Linked DNA regions of Mus musculus: region 2 is linked to region 1. A link is a contact called in ENCODE Hi-C data. All regions are on one chromosome and are shown on one strand. The core of a region is the stretch at or near the end of the contact, and the rest is flanking DNA. Distances in the headings are between cores, read along the strand shown. Region 1 holds the start of Kdm6b (KDM1 lysine (K)-specific demethylase 6B). Region 2 holds the start of Tlcd2 (TLC domain containing 2).

Region 1 (6,763 bases), core at 2,390-4,889:
TCATTCTGAAATGAGCGGACACGTGGGCTACATTTTCCACACTACTTCTGGCCTGTTCTCCCTCAGTTTTACCCTTGCCTGCTACCTCCTAGACCAGCCTTCCTCTGTTACTATCCCAAGTGTCTCATCCTCCAGGGTAGGTGTGGGTAGGAGGCAGCAGATCTCAGAAGCCGTAGGTTTCTTGGCAGTGAAGCATGACATTCCCTTAAAACATTCATTCAACACAAATCTACAAAGGCACCTCAATGTGCGAACTGTCACGCTAAACAGGACAGATAGGAAAAAATAGCCCTACTCAAGAAACCCAGTGAGCAATGGGGAAAAGCAATGAGGAATCCGAGAACTTTGGTTTCTGGCTTAGGGAAAATTCCCTTCTACTAGGGAGATGAAGCGGGCCTCGGGAAGAGAGCTGCCAGTAGCAGCAGGTCTGAGGAAAAGCAGGTGTTCTGAGTTAAGTGCACAAAGCAAATCTACGGTGATACTGTGCACCACAGAGAGAATGGGCCGAGGAGCACTCAGAGGCGATACGCAGGAGGCCGTAACATGGGCTAGCTCAGGGCAGTGGCTTGTAACATCTCCTCACATCAATTCCTAAGCACCCTTTCCACGAATGGGGGGAAATGCCTTCCCCTTCACAAGAAATTCCTCTGGGCTATCTCACAACTACATTCAGCTGGCAAGCCCTGGCTAGCTTTCTTCAGTCTGCAAATGAGTTAGTGGCAGCACTGGGGTGGGGGCTGAGAGGTTTTCAGGTGGTAGAGAGGCAAGTGAAGTACAGGGATAAACCATTCACAGGCGATAGAGGGGGCTCCATCAACGTGGAGGGCTGAACCATTCAAGCAGCACATGTTGGGGGGAGGTTCAGAGTTGGGCTGGACCATTCTGATGAGTGAGCATGAACCAGATCAGAGCAAAGATTTCCAAACATGCGGTGAAGAGTTGGACGTGGGGGACGGAGGTGACAGCAGCCAAGCTTACCAGATGGAGTTGGAAGTGGACTGTCTCATGGAACAAGCACTCCAGCAGTGGGTTACAGCAGAAGTGGGGTGGGTCCTATGGGCTACAGCAGAAGTCGTGGGGTGGGTCCTGCTATGAGGCTGACATGGTGCCTGGGGGAACCTAAAAGAAAACAATTTCAGTTAGAGATGGGATCTCCCAAGATAGAGGAGTTCCCTTCCTTCCTGGTCCCCCTCATTGAGAAACCAGGCTCTAGAGGTCAGATGAGATGGGAGATTCGGTTTCCATGGCAACCTGGAAAAAAGCCATCTTCCAACCTTTCCTTTAGGAAGCAGCCTGGTTCAGGTAGTAAGGAAGCATAGGGTGGCACCTCAGTACCAACCCACGTCGCCCTTTTCTGACTAGACTGATATTCTGGCTCAGGCCCAGCTACAGGGGACATCTACTGTCAAGCAACCTTAGTTCCTGCCCCCAGGGCATGTGGACCCTAGGCCTTCAGTTCTGCTACCTCCAACCCTAACAAGACACCAGATAGTCAACACCACCTTTTGGACTCTGACCCTTCCAGTTCCCTTAGGCTGGTGTAGGCAGGTTCTGGCAAGCGGCACAGGTGGTCAGACAAGATGAACGGGCCCAACAGGGAGGAGCCTTCTTCCTCCGCAAGAGCTGTGACTGGGCCTGAGCTAGGAAGTAGCCTCTGCAGCAGGCTCCCTCCATGTCACCTCCAAAACCATATCCTGTTTCCCCATCACCTCCTTCCTCCATGTGGCCCAAGGAGGTGACAGGGGCCCACTCTCTTCCCTCCTAATCCTTAGATACAAAGAGCTAGGTATATTACTACAAGTCTAGGGCCAAGACTCAGGTGTTGATAGCAGGAGTTAGGCCTCAGTCAACCCTCACCTCAGACTCACTCCTTGGGGACCAGTGTTTTCTCCAGGACCCAGACACACGGGCTCTCTACCTGGCCTCTCCATTTCCTGGCCTTCCAGCCCCCATCTTTCCCCCTGCCCCAGAGACTTAGGCCTCTGGCCTCCATGATGCAATGCACTGCAAGCTTTTGTGCCTGCTGATGACACTGCCCCCAGGGAAGTGTTATTTCTGACCTAAGCAAGGCCCTTAAGGAACAGTGGTCAGCAGCGAGCTGAGAAAACTGGATTGGCTAGGACCTTCTGGAGAAAAGATGCTAGAGGCTGGACCCTTCTGGACAGGGAAGCAAATTCAGGACTAAGGTGCTTACCCAGCAGTTGATAGAATTTGTGGCTACGGGGTAGGCTAGCCTATAGAGGGGGGGAGGGTTGCAGGCCAGACCAAGGGGGTCAGAAGGGTATGTGATGGGTGTCTGGACACCAGAGTGGGGGAGGGCCAACAGCCATTTAAAGGGCCAACCTCAGAACTTTAATCCCTTACCAGCCTTGGCCCCAAGCAGGAGGCTGTAATTCATCTGCCCAACAGCTGGGGTGGGGGTGGGGGGGCATGTGCATGAGGAGGAGGGGCTGGGGCCTTCTTGTGCAAAGAACCAAACAACAAAAGGGGAAGCTGAAGGGGCCAGCTCTAAAGTACCCAGGTCACCCTACTGACCTGCGGATCTGCCAGTGGCCCCCACCTGGTTCTGGCCCACAGGTTCTGTAGTTCAGACTCACAGATTCTTGGTCATGGAGTCAAAGGGCTCACCCATGGGGTTCTGAAGAAAGCCTAGACTGAGCACCCTCAGGGCAGGCTGTCAACCCCTTCTTGCACTTTTCCAGCCACAGTAACTGGACTGGAGACCTGAGGCCCAGTCCCAGACAGCCTCAAATGCCCTGCTCACCAGCCAAGCCTCTGTAGACATAGCCTGCCAGCTCCCCCTCCTGCCAGCACAGGGTGGCAGTGGCCACACCAAGGCTGTCCCTTTAAATCATTTCCACCCCTGACGGTGTGGACAAACCAAGGGCCCTGCCCCCCAGGCAGGCAGCTTGCCACCACCCCACCCCCTAACCCCCAGATATGTAAGGGCCATTTAAAGGGACATCAGAGAGGCAGCCTGGTCTCTAACAAATCCCCACCCCCTCCTCACACACTCACTGTCCCTGTCTCCAGCAACACACAGCCCCCCTGCCTCTCCATCAGGCCCCAAATTCCGGTTTTCTCTCACCCCTAGAGACTGCTACGAGGAGAATGGGGCAAGGGAGACTGGGGGGAGCCATTAAAGAATAAGGACTCCCTCCTTCCTCAGAGCCCCATGAGACTGGTCGGAAGAAGCCAGCCTAAGAAACATTGAGACAGAACCCCAAAAGGTGCCTCGGGCAGAACAGGGGAGCACACACTGTGGGGTGGGGGGAAGGGAGTCAGGCTGCACGAGACGGAGGGTGGCGGAGCCAGCAGGCGACAAGCCCAACTCGCAGAAATGGAACAAGGAGGGCTGGGGGGGAAAGGCAAGGCCCGGGAAATCGGGGAGACGGAAAGGGGTCGTCCGGGAGGGTGTGGAAGAAAATCAGACAGGGGGAGGGAGAGCCAGGCCAGGGTTACCTGCTGGGTGTCTGTCCCCCGGCGGTGCCCCCAGAGTCCGGGTAGGGAGGGGGAAGCAGCAGGGGGGGGAGTGGGGGCTGGGGGGCGGGGGAGACGGTCCCTCCTCTGCCTCCTGGGCCTGCCCCGGCGCTTGCAGCCTCTGCCTCCCTCCCTCCTCCTCCCCGTCCCTGAGTCCCGGAGTCAAACAAAGAACTGTAGCAGGCTCTCCCCAACCCCCTCCCTCCCTCCTCCTCCTCCTCGTCCTCCTCCTCCTCCTCCACCTCCTCCTCCTCCCCTCCCTCCCCACCAGCAGGCTCCCTCCTCCTCCCTTCCGGTCTCTTCCTTTAACTACCCGCTCCCCCAGCCTCCCCCCACTAGTCTCTCTCCACCCACCCACCCACCCCAACCTTTTACACACCCCTTTAGCCTAGCCATGTCCCCGCTAGGGAAACTGTGGAGTCCCTTTGCAAAATGAAAGGCTCCAGAGAGCAACATGGGAGGGAACCAGAGTATCGCTTGAAAATCACAAGCTACAACGTAATTATTTTAACAGCCAAAGGAATATAGTCTTAGCTATTTTTTTTTAAGGAGGGGAAAAATAAACCTAAAGAAAGCAATACAAATCTGGCTAAAGCCCACATCAAATAAGGTACATAAAGTAGTCGATGCTAATCCCTGACACCCCCCCCCCACACACACACACACACACAACACACACTCCAGGTAGCAGAATTCTCCACTCTTTAACCAATCCCCTGTGAGGGCTACTTTAGAAACAGGTCCACCCACTATAATAACTAACAACATTTAATAATATGTATTTTCTGATACTCATTCGGTATTAATTTTATACCAACCACTGTGCTAAATGCTTTGCATAAATTATTTCACTGCCCCCTCCCATCAGCTAGAAGGTAGGTATTGATATTTAAATGTCCCAGATTGCAGATAGGAGGTTCTGCAAGGTTGTGACTTTTCCCGAGTCCCATTTAGTGGCAGAGCTGGGGTTAGAATCCAGGTTTGAGCCGACAATCCACATTCTTAGGCACAAGAAAGGAGACTCTGTAATACCATCACCAACTCCAAGATTTAACAGAGGGCAGCCATAACTATCACTGGACTTCTCTCTCAAAAGTGGGCAATACCAGAAGCTGATCCACCTACCTACACAGATAAAGACCTTGACTTTTCAGCCTAACTCTTTCTCCTCAGTTTGGTAAGAGGAGGTGACGGGAGTCGCAGGGATGGGCTGGTGTGTATACCCACATACAGCTCCTCTCTTAGGGGCAGCTGTCTTGCAACTACACCCACTTCAGCTCAAGCTGGGAAAGGGGCAACCTGACACTGGGCCATGCAGCAGGTGGGAAACTAAAAAGACTTCAGGAGACACTTCCAAGGGCGCGCGGGAGGGAGTACGGGGGGTGGTAGTGGTAGTGGGGACTGGAGAGGAAGTTTTTCCATGGCAATCTAGGAAAAAGAAGGGGGGGGAAGACCCAGAATTCTCTCAAGCCAGCAAAGGGGCAAAGTCTTTCAGGCCACACCACACCCGCGCCCCTCCCCCTTCACGAAACTCCAGGCCAGGGTTTCCCACCTGCAGGATGCTAATGCCAAGGGAAAGGAAAGGAGAAAGAGATGGCACGGGACTGGAACGGGACTCTGGGCAGAGGTGGGAGGGAATGGAAAGGGGAGGAGATCGCATTGCCTGGCAACCGTCCCGGGGCACGTGCACTGGTGACATCATCCCAGGCCACCTCGAACACAGACCTTTGACTCCTACCAGGGCGAAGAAGCTGCTAGCTGGCTAAATTTCCTGAGAAAATAGCTTTAGGAATTCTGGGAACCCAAAAAGGAGACGAAGGAGGGAACCCAGGCGTCCTGCTTTTATCTCTGTTAACCCCAGCAGAACCAATCCTAGGGAATCCGGTCATTCGCCTGCCTCCTCCTCTCAGCCTCCAGCCTTGACCTCCCAACCCACATTTCTGACTGTCCCGACACGCCCCTCGGAAATACTGTGCCTTCTTTCTTCTGGGCTTGATCCCGGGTTAGGGGCGGGAGACTAAGGGACGGGGCACCAACCAAGTCCCGCGGGACTCCGTCTGCTATCTGCAGGATCCCTTGTGCCCCAGCTGGCCGCCAGCCGGAATCTGTCTGGGTCCCCAACTCTCCCGCCCCTCCCGCGCCGTTCCAGGGCGGAGTCTGTGGAGTTGAAATCAGGACACGCGGAGAGGAAGAGTTATATAACCCTCTGGAGAAGCAGAAAAGGACGAGTGGAGACGGGGACAGCCCGAAAGGAGCCAAGGGAGGTGTAAAGAACGCCAGAGCGTGCGAGGAGGAAATGTTAAGGAAGGGAAGAGGAAGGTCTGGTTTGCCTATCAAAAGCAGGAATTTACAAGAAAAAAAGAAAATAGGCGTAATGACCCTCTGGCCTAGAAAGTCACCGGGACCACAAGGGGCTTCTCACAGTGTCCTGCCCTGTCACTAACTGCAGCTAGGCCTGGGTGGGTTAAGCCTCGGGAAGGGGTGCTTGTACCCACTCCCTTTCTTTTGTGGAAACACCCTTTGCCGGAGCTCGGGAAAGCCGCGGCTGAGCCTAGGGGGCCGGAAACCACAGCTCCGCCCAGCCCACCTGGGAGCTTGGGGCGCCAGCTGGGGGTGGCGGTGGGGAACACAGGTAGCGGGCCTTCCCTCGAGAGGCTGACATTAACAGTCGACACCCGGCTAAAGAGCGCAAACCCACCCAGACGTCTGGGCCCGCAGGGGTTGAGAAACACAACCCTGGACTAGTTTGCAAACACAGACTGACGACCTGAGGCAAAGGGGGGGGAGGGAGGGAGAGACACACACACGACTCGCCGCGCAGGCGCAAGAGACTGTCTGGGCTCGTGCAGTGGAAGGGGTTGTACAGGGAGTGGAGCGTGTGGGAGTGCACGTGCGGATCCTGGGTAGCCACCGCCACCACCCCCCCTTCCACCTCCTCCCTCTCCCTCTTTCAGGCTCTCTATGACAGCTTCCCATTGGTCACTAGGACCCTGACGTAGTCGACGTCCGCTAAAGCCGATTGGACTGGAGAGAGTGAGTTTGGGAATCTGGCGGTGGACGTTCCCCAGCCTGTTACTCTGGCAACTGAGAAAACAACCCTGGCAAGCGACGGAGGTTCGACCAGCCTTACTCTGAGCAACCACTGGGTCCGTTCCTATCGCACCTCAATTAATTACTTCTTTTCTCTCGGAGTTCTCATCGCCAGGAACTAGGTGTTCTGCCTTCGACCTTCCCCACACTCCAGCCTCCAAGACACAGTCACAGGCCACAAGCCAGAAACGAA
Region 2 (6,919 bases), core at 4,276-6,775, 6.1 Mb after region 1:
TCCTGGCCAACTCTTGGCCCCTCCCCACGGCCTCCGGTTAGGCTAACGTTCCCACCTCCCTCTGGCCCTAGTTTCAGTCTCCAACTCATTTGGCCTGTCACCCTGGCTGTTAGAGTAGGCTAGAAGCTGTCATGGTGCCAGAGAGTTGATGGAGCAGCTGGTCAGAGGGTCAGTGCCCTGGGCCCACCCCGCCCCGCAGCCAAGGGCACCTGCTTGGCACAAACTCTCAGCAGCCAGTGAACCCTGTGGCCTGAACAGAGCTATCCTGGGCAGAGAGAAGTGGACAGAGACTGATCACCTAGGAGAAGGAAGATCCGACAAAGTTTATACTTCCCAAGAGGCTTTTGGAATTTGAAAGTTGCCCACCCTAGTGTAATCTTTCCACTCTCTGAAAATAGAAATCCCAAGGCAAAGTCTCCTTGGCCCTTCTATCTGGCAGTGGCCATGTCCTTGGACTGACTGTGCAGAACCACCCTCTCGGGCTCCCAGCCCTCTAGCCTGCCACGCCCCCAGCCCCCTCCCTGAGCCATGCTGTAGGGCCCCGGCTTTTACTGCTGATTCATGCGTTGGAACTGTGGGGGCGGGGCTTGGAACTTGGAACAAAGTTCAGACGTGGAGGGGCCGGCAGACAGCCTGGAATTCATACCAGATGTACCCGGAATGTGCAAGCGGAATGCCTGGCATCTCTAGTCCTGAGGAAGCTGCCCAGCCACCCTACCCATACCTCCCTCCCCTCCTGCCTTTGGTCAGCTGTCCTCCCTCAGACTCCTGAGAGCCCCTGCTGACCTTCCAACTCTAGTGCCCCTCCCATTTCTAACCCTACACAAACCCTCCTTGCTGCTGAATTCCCTAAGAACAAGTCATTTGAGTTGATCACAGAGCTCATATTTCTGAAGTACATTTTTTTTTTTAACTTGGGACTTGGGTTCTACACCCTGCCCTTTGAATGCCGAAGATGCTGGGCTCCTTAGCAGGTTGCCAAGAGTTGCCAGCTCCTAGTCTGTAAAGGGGCACAAAGCAAGTGCATTTAGAAGCCTCTTGCTTCTTATTCAAGAACCCCTCATTAGAAGGTACTGAAAGTCAGCTAGAGCCAGGTTTGGATGGCCTCTGGGTCGCTGGCCCTGTCACCCAGCTTTCCTGTTTTTTTTTTTCCTCCCCTTCCTTTTAGGAACCTGTGCCTCCCACACCCTCACCTGGCTGAGCCGCAGTAGTTCTTCAGTGGCAAGCTTTATGTCCTGACCCAGCTAAAGCTGCCAGTTGAAGAACTGTTGCCCTCTGCCCCTGGCTTCGTGGAGGAAGAGGAGAAGCAGCAGCTTTGCCTATCATCCGGAAGGTGACAGAACTGGGGTGGGAAGGTCTGGACAGCTGGGGTGATGGCTTTATGGGAGGGAAACCCTGGTCCTCTGGGGAGCCCTTACCCCCACTGGCCCAGTGAAAGATTTAGGTTAAAGGCACTGTCTATAAATTGGGGAATAGGTGACTCCACCTCCCCAAGATTAGTTGATGTCTGTGTGGCAGTGGGAAGAAATAGAAGGAAAAGTCTGTCTGTTTACTGAGACTTCCTTGTAGGCCTGCCTTTCTTATCTTCATCATCACCATGCCAACACACACACACACACACACACACACACACACACATACACACACATACACACACACACACACACACACACTTTCCTTTCCATGAGGTCCAAAAGTAAATGTACTCAGGAAGGGGGACATTGAAACTCCGTTCTAAGTAGTCATTTGTGTATTTACTTTTTTTGTTTATTTGTTTGTTTGTCTTTCGAGACAGGGTTTCTCTGTATAGCCCTGGCTGTCCTGGAACTCACTTTGTAGACTAGGCTGGCCTCGAACTCAGAAATCTGCCTGCCTCTGCCTCCCAAGTGCTGGGATTAAAGGCGTGTGCCACCACCGCCCGGCTGTATTTACATTTCTTTATTTATTTTTAGTCTGGCCCAGATTTTGGGTTTAGGGGTACTTACCCTTACACCTGTGGATTTTTCCACCTGTATAATGGGGAATCCCATAGATAAGTAGGCAGGAGGGCATTAAAAGTCCACCAGTGGTGACTCAGAGCCTGGGCTCTTCTCTTCTCGTGGATGGAAACGAAACAGCTCTTCACATGAACTGTTGTCCTTCCCCCACCCCCTGACTACTCACCCAGCTCAGGGGGATTAGGATGGAAGGAAAGGCTATGGTTAAGTCCCAGGCAAGCTCGTGGGAGGCTAGTCCTCTACTGGCTTCTCACCATGCATGGGTGGTCCAAGGCTTTCCCTCCACCTAAAGCAAAACTGTAGCTCTTGGTTGGGTTCTAGCAACCACTGCCATTTATTTTCTGCCTTTGCTTTCCAGGATAGTGAGACTCTGCTCAATACTGTGCAGGCAAGAAATTGTCAGGGGAGATGGGTTGTATGATATGAGTCCCTTCTGCTGCCTCTAGCTCCTGATTCATTCTCACGTATGGGCTTGGTCTCTGATTGTGGTTCACCTTTGGCCCAGTCTTCCTAACAGAAGATGGGTTCAGGGGGTACAGGAGGCTGTTTGTTGTATTTGACAGGAGGAGGAGTTCTAGCCTGTTCCCCATTTGTGAGAAACTGAAAGTCATAGGGGAGACTAGATCATCTAATCCAGCCCCACTGCAGTCTAAGCTGAGGGATAGGATGTGTAAGGGACTGTAGCAGACGGGCTGGGGAGGCTGAGTCGGCTCACACATTGCGACAAAGATTGCCCTTCCCTCGACCTCGCTTGCTTTCTTTCCTCCTCCCTTCCCTGGCCACAGTGTGTCCCTCCAGCACTGGGTACATGGCTCTGCTGTCCTCATCCAACATGGAGCCTCAGAGGTGAGAAAGGGCAGCCTGGAAGCAACAGAGGCAGGCACAAGACAGTGGAGGACCTGGCCTGGAACCACAAGGGCCTATCCGGACATTGGTCAGAGAGGCACGTAGAAGCCTGGAGAACACCAGGAAAGAGAGCAGCCAGCCAGCCTCAGTGAAAGACACGTGCTTCCAGCCATCTCCTCTCAGGACCTGCCTTCCTGGGAGATGAAGGGCCTCCAGGAAGTATGGTCCCATCTCTACCCTGCAGTTTCTATAAACAGCCTCAAGGAGCATGAGCCACCTCTGAAAGGAAATACACAGCAAATTCAAAAAGAGATTCAAATGTGTAACACTGTGGGAAAACATATCTATGACTGGGGTTGTAGCTCAGTTGGTAGGTTTGCTTAACATGCACCAAGCCCTGGTTCTGTCTTCTGCATTGCATAAAACTGAACAGGTTGGCCCAGGTCTGCAATCCCGGCACTCTGGAGGTGGTGGCAAAGGAGCCTACATTCAAGGTAATCCTCTGCTATACAATGAGTTCTGAGCCAGCCTGGGCTATATGAGACTGTCTCAAAAAATAAAACAAAATAAAATAAAGCATTGGTTAGTAATTCAAAGAAAGCAGATGTGGCTGAAACCGTTTTCCCTGATCATAATACAACAAGCAAATGAAAGCCAGAAGAAGGCTCCTGTGCCTTGTGTGTGGCAGTACCAACCATTGTGAGAGATGCCTTTGGACCTGGTAGTTTGCTGTCTTAGAAATGTATCCTAAAATAAGGATTTGGTTATAAAATGTTCATCTCAGGGTTGTAATAGAGAAAAATGGAACGCAGCTGTTTGTTTGGAAGTCCATTCCTTTTCTGCTGTCATGAAAATGTATAGCTAGGGCTTGCCTAAGTAAATTATATTCATCTGATGGTGGTGTTCTGTGCAGCCATCCAAAGTCTTACAGAAGAAAAATTGAGTGGAAATATAAATATTGAATACTAAAAAGATTATAAAAGTATGAGTTTGTGACTGTTTTTAAAATATGAACACATACTTGTAATATATTTTTTTAAAAACCATCCAATTGAGTGGAAATATAAATACTGAATACTAAAAAGATTATGAAAAGTATGAGTTTGTGACTGTTTTTAAAATATGAATGCATACTTGTAATATATTTTTTAAAAAAACACTGAAAGTGGATTCAAAATGTTAAGAATGGTTGTTTTTGTATGGTGGGATAGTACAATTGTGAATTTTCCCCTTGTTTTTTCTGTCTTTCTAATTTTTAAATATTGTGCATTGCTTTCATATGTTAAATAAAATACAAAAGACAAATAAATGTTTTAAAATTTTTACTCTTTTATGAGTGTTTTGCCTGTGAGTGGCAGGAATCCAACATTGTCTTCTGAAAGCAGCTAGCGCTAACTTCTGAGCCGTCTCTTCACTCCCTCTGTAATTTTTAAAAAATATATTTGTATGTTATATTATGTGTCTTTGTGCACCAGAGTGTGGGTGCACATTCTGCAGAGGCCAGAAGAGGGCATCAGATTCCCTGGAGCTGCACGCTGTTTGGATCTTCTGATGTGGATGCTCAGAATCGCACTCAGGTCCTCTAGAAGAGCAGCAAATGCTCCTAGCCACTAAAGCCATCTCTCCCTCTAGTCCTCATTGTCATGTTTAGATTTTGGAGAATTTGCTTGTAGGAGGATGGGCTACACCAAGTGCCAGGTGAAAGAAAATGTTTGCTTGGGATACCTATTGCTTCTTGAGTGTGTGTGTGCATGCTTGTGTGTGTGTGTGTATGTGTGTGTGTACACTGGAGCTAGGAATCATATCCAGGGGCCTTTTCAAGCTCCACCACACTAAAGTCAATTCTATGAACTTCATTAATTGTCTGAATCCACCTACTCTCTACACACAGGAAGCATTCCTCTGACTTTCTGACTGTCAGCCAGCTAAGGAGGTGTGGCTTAGAATAAGAAAGAAGGGAAATGCTCAAAACCTGTCACTCTTTGGGGGATTTGTGGTTGGAAAGGATATTCCTCTTAAGGCCAAAGGGGTCTAGAATCTGAAGAGTCTTATTTTTAGCTTGTTTGTTTTTCTTACTTGAGACCTGGGGAGGGGAGGTGTATGTGTCTTCCATTTGCTTCTTCTACCTAATAAAGTTTCTTGGTGATGTTTGGGGGGGGGGGAGGGGGTAGGACTCAAGAAGGGATTCTCCCATAAGCTGTTCCGTTTGGGTAGTACTATGTAAGGAAGTTACAGGTGGGCAGAGCTCGGCTCTGCCTGACTGGCGTGCTCTGAGGTAAAGGTGAGATGGTGCAAGATTTGGGCCCTCAGGAGTTGGCTCTGTTGGCCCTGTACCTTCTGGTCTGTGGGTAAGGATGACCAGTAGGTGAGAGATGAGGGAACCAGAACAGAAGGTGAAAGTTAGTGGGGCGGAGCCCCAGACTAGTCAGGTGGGGGTAAACTAGATGACTTTCTGGAACCCCAAGGGGCTCGGAGACTAGTGGTGTTGGAGAAGACCTCTAATGTGTTGTAAGGCCTCTGAACTCAGTAGCCGAACTTGATGCCAGAAAGCCCCAAACTGCTAAACCCAAGCAGGAGCGGGACGCCATCCGTTCCATGGCTTCACCCGAGGTGGCCCCATGGCTGCGCCAATCAATGAGCAGCCGAGAGATAGGGGCGTGGACAAGCCAGGAAAAGTTACAGCACGCTGGAAAGATAATACAGGCCAGGAAGCCCCAGGCACAGCAGGGTGGAAAAGCTAGATCCCGATTCTGCCGGAGGGGGGCCCCTTCGAGGTCCCGGGCACCGGGTGCCAGGATCAGAGAAACTGACTGAAACCTAGCTGACCTGCCCAGACCATGGCATCCTGGGGACTCCTTGTGGCTGGCGCTTCCTTCACGGCGTTTCGGGGACTGCACTGGGGGCTGCAGCTGCTGCCCACCCCGAAATCTGTTCGGGACCGCTGGATGTGGCGGAACATTTTCGTTTCGCTGATACACAGCCTACTCTCTGGAGTAGGGGCGCTGGTCGGGTGCGGAACTTGGGGACTGACAAAGCACTGAGGGGCGGGGGTGGAAAAGAGGGCCTGGAAGACTGAAGTTGGAACCTTTTGGAATGGAACTGGTTTGGGTTGTGGATGGGTGGGAGTACCCAGTGGGAGAATGGATCTAGGTCTGGGAGAAATTGACCTTAGCTCTTTGTCTTCTCCAGGCTGTGGCAGTTTCCTCAAATGGTCACCGACCCAATTAATGATCACCCACCGTGGGCACGGGTCCTAGTAGCAGTGTCAGTGGGTGAGTGTACAGAAAAGGCTGAATCGGGAAAGGCCTTGTTGGACCGGGAATTCTAGGTTCCTCCCCCATCTTTGGAATGGAGCAGATGTTGCTGGAGGTTTGCTGTGAGGAATTAAGGACCTGAGAAAAGTGGGACTTGAGATATCTAGGCTGTGCATCAGCTCTGAGCGAGGAGCCTCATAGTCTTCTCCGGTGCCTTCAGGTTATTTCGCTGCAGATGGAGTTGATATGCTGTGGAACCAGACATTGGCCCAGGCCTGGGACCTTCTCTGTCACCATTTGGCGGTAAGACTCTGAAGGGAGAGGCCAGGTAGTAAGGGAGCATGTCCAACTCAAGGGCCCAACCTCTCTCTTCAGTGTTCTGTCCTCTGACTTTTCCACAAAGCCCCCTGAAAACCTATCCTCTCAGACTTGGATTGAGTTGGAGGGAGGTTTTGACTGCTAGCCACTCCTGGGCACTGCCCAAGGAGTTTGGTTCTCCCCACAAACCTCCAGCTGATCATAAAAAAAAAAAAAAAAAAGCCAGGAATGAAAGCTAGGGTATGCTATGCAAATAGTGTGGCTTGGGGTAAGAGAACCTCTGGTCCAGGGCTGCTCATGCCCCCTAGATAAGGGTCAGCAGAAAGGTCAGGATTGGAGGCAGTCCTAAAAAATGCTTGGGTAATATAAAGTGAATAAATAAAAAATAAATAAATACTAATTTTTAAAAAGCTGATACCTGGAAGGATGAGGCAGAGAGTAGAAAAAACATGCGTGGGTGTCCCTAGGATAAGGAGCTGGGACTTGTTGGGCACAGGTCATGCA

The links. A loop is a pair of places that touch in the nucleus more often than their neighbours do.
Region 2: a loop to region 1 is called in a map of T-helper 2 cell, with 8 times the contacts of the local background. The contact joins the promoter of Tlcd2 here to the promoter of Kdm6b in region 1. A Hi-C loop is called at or near these places in 2 of 37 maps with a recorded cell type or tissue (T-helper 1 cell and T-helper 2 cell).

Annotation. Positions count from the first base shown.
Region 1 is chr11:69,412,555-69,419,317 of GRCm38, forward strand. Kdm6b (KDM1 lysine (K)-specific demethylase 6B) reads right to left here and starts at 3,640. Exons shown (of 24, transcript NM_001017426.2): 1 at 3,463-3,640; 2 at 979-1,119. It overlaps Gm51903 (a long non-coding RNA gene), which reads left to right and starts at 2,959. Exons shown (of 2, transcript XR_003949708.1): 1 at 2,959-3,230; 2 at 6,435-6,763.
Region 2 is chr11:75,462,525-75,469,443 of GRCm38, forward strand. Tlcd2 (TLC domain containing 2) reads left to right here and starts at 5,526. Exons shown (of 5, transcript NM_027249.3): 1 at 5,526-5,853; 2 at 6,033-6,115; 3 at 6,318-6,400. The coding sequence starts at 5,681. It overlaps Mir22hg (Mir22 host gene (non-protein coding)), which reads left to right. Exons shown (of 3, transcript NR_030711.1): 2 at 1,169-1,333; 3 at 2,783-4,166. It overlaps Mir22 (microRNA 22), which reads left to right and starts at 1,192; the gene lies at 1,192-1,286.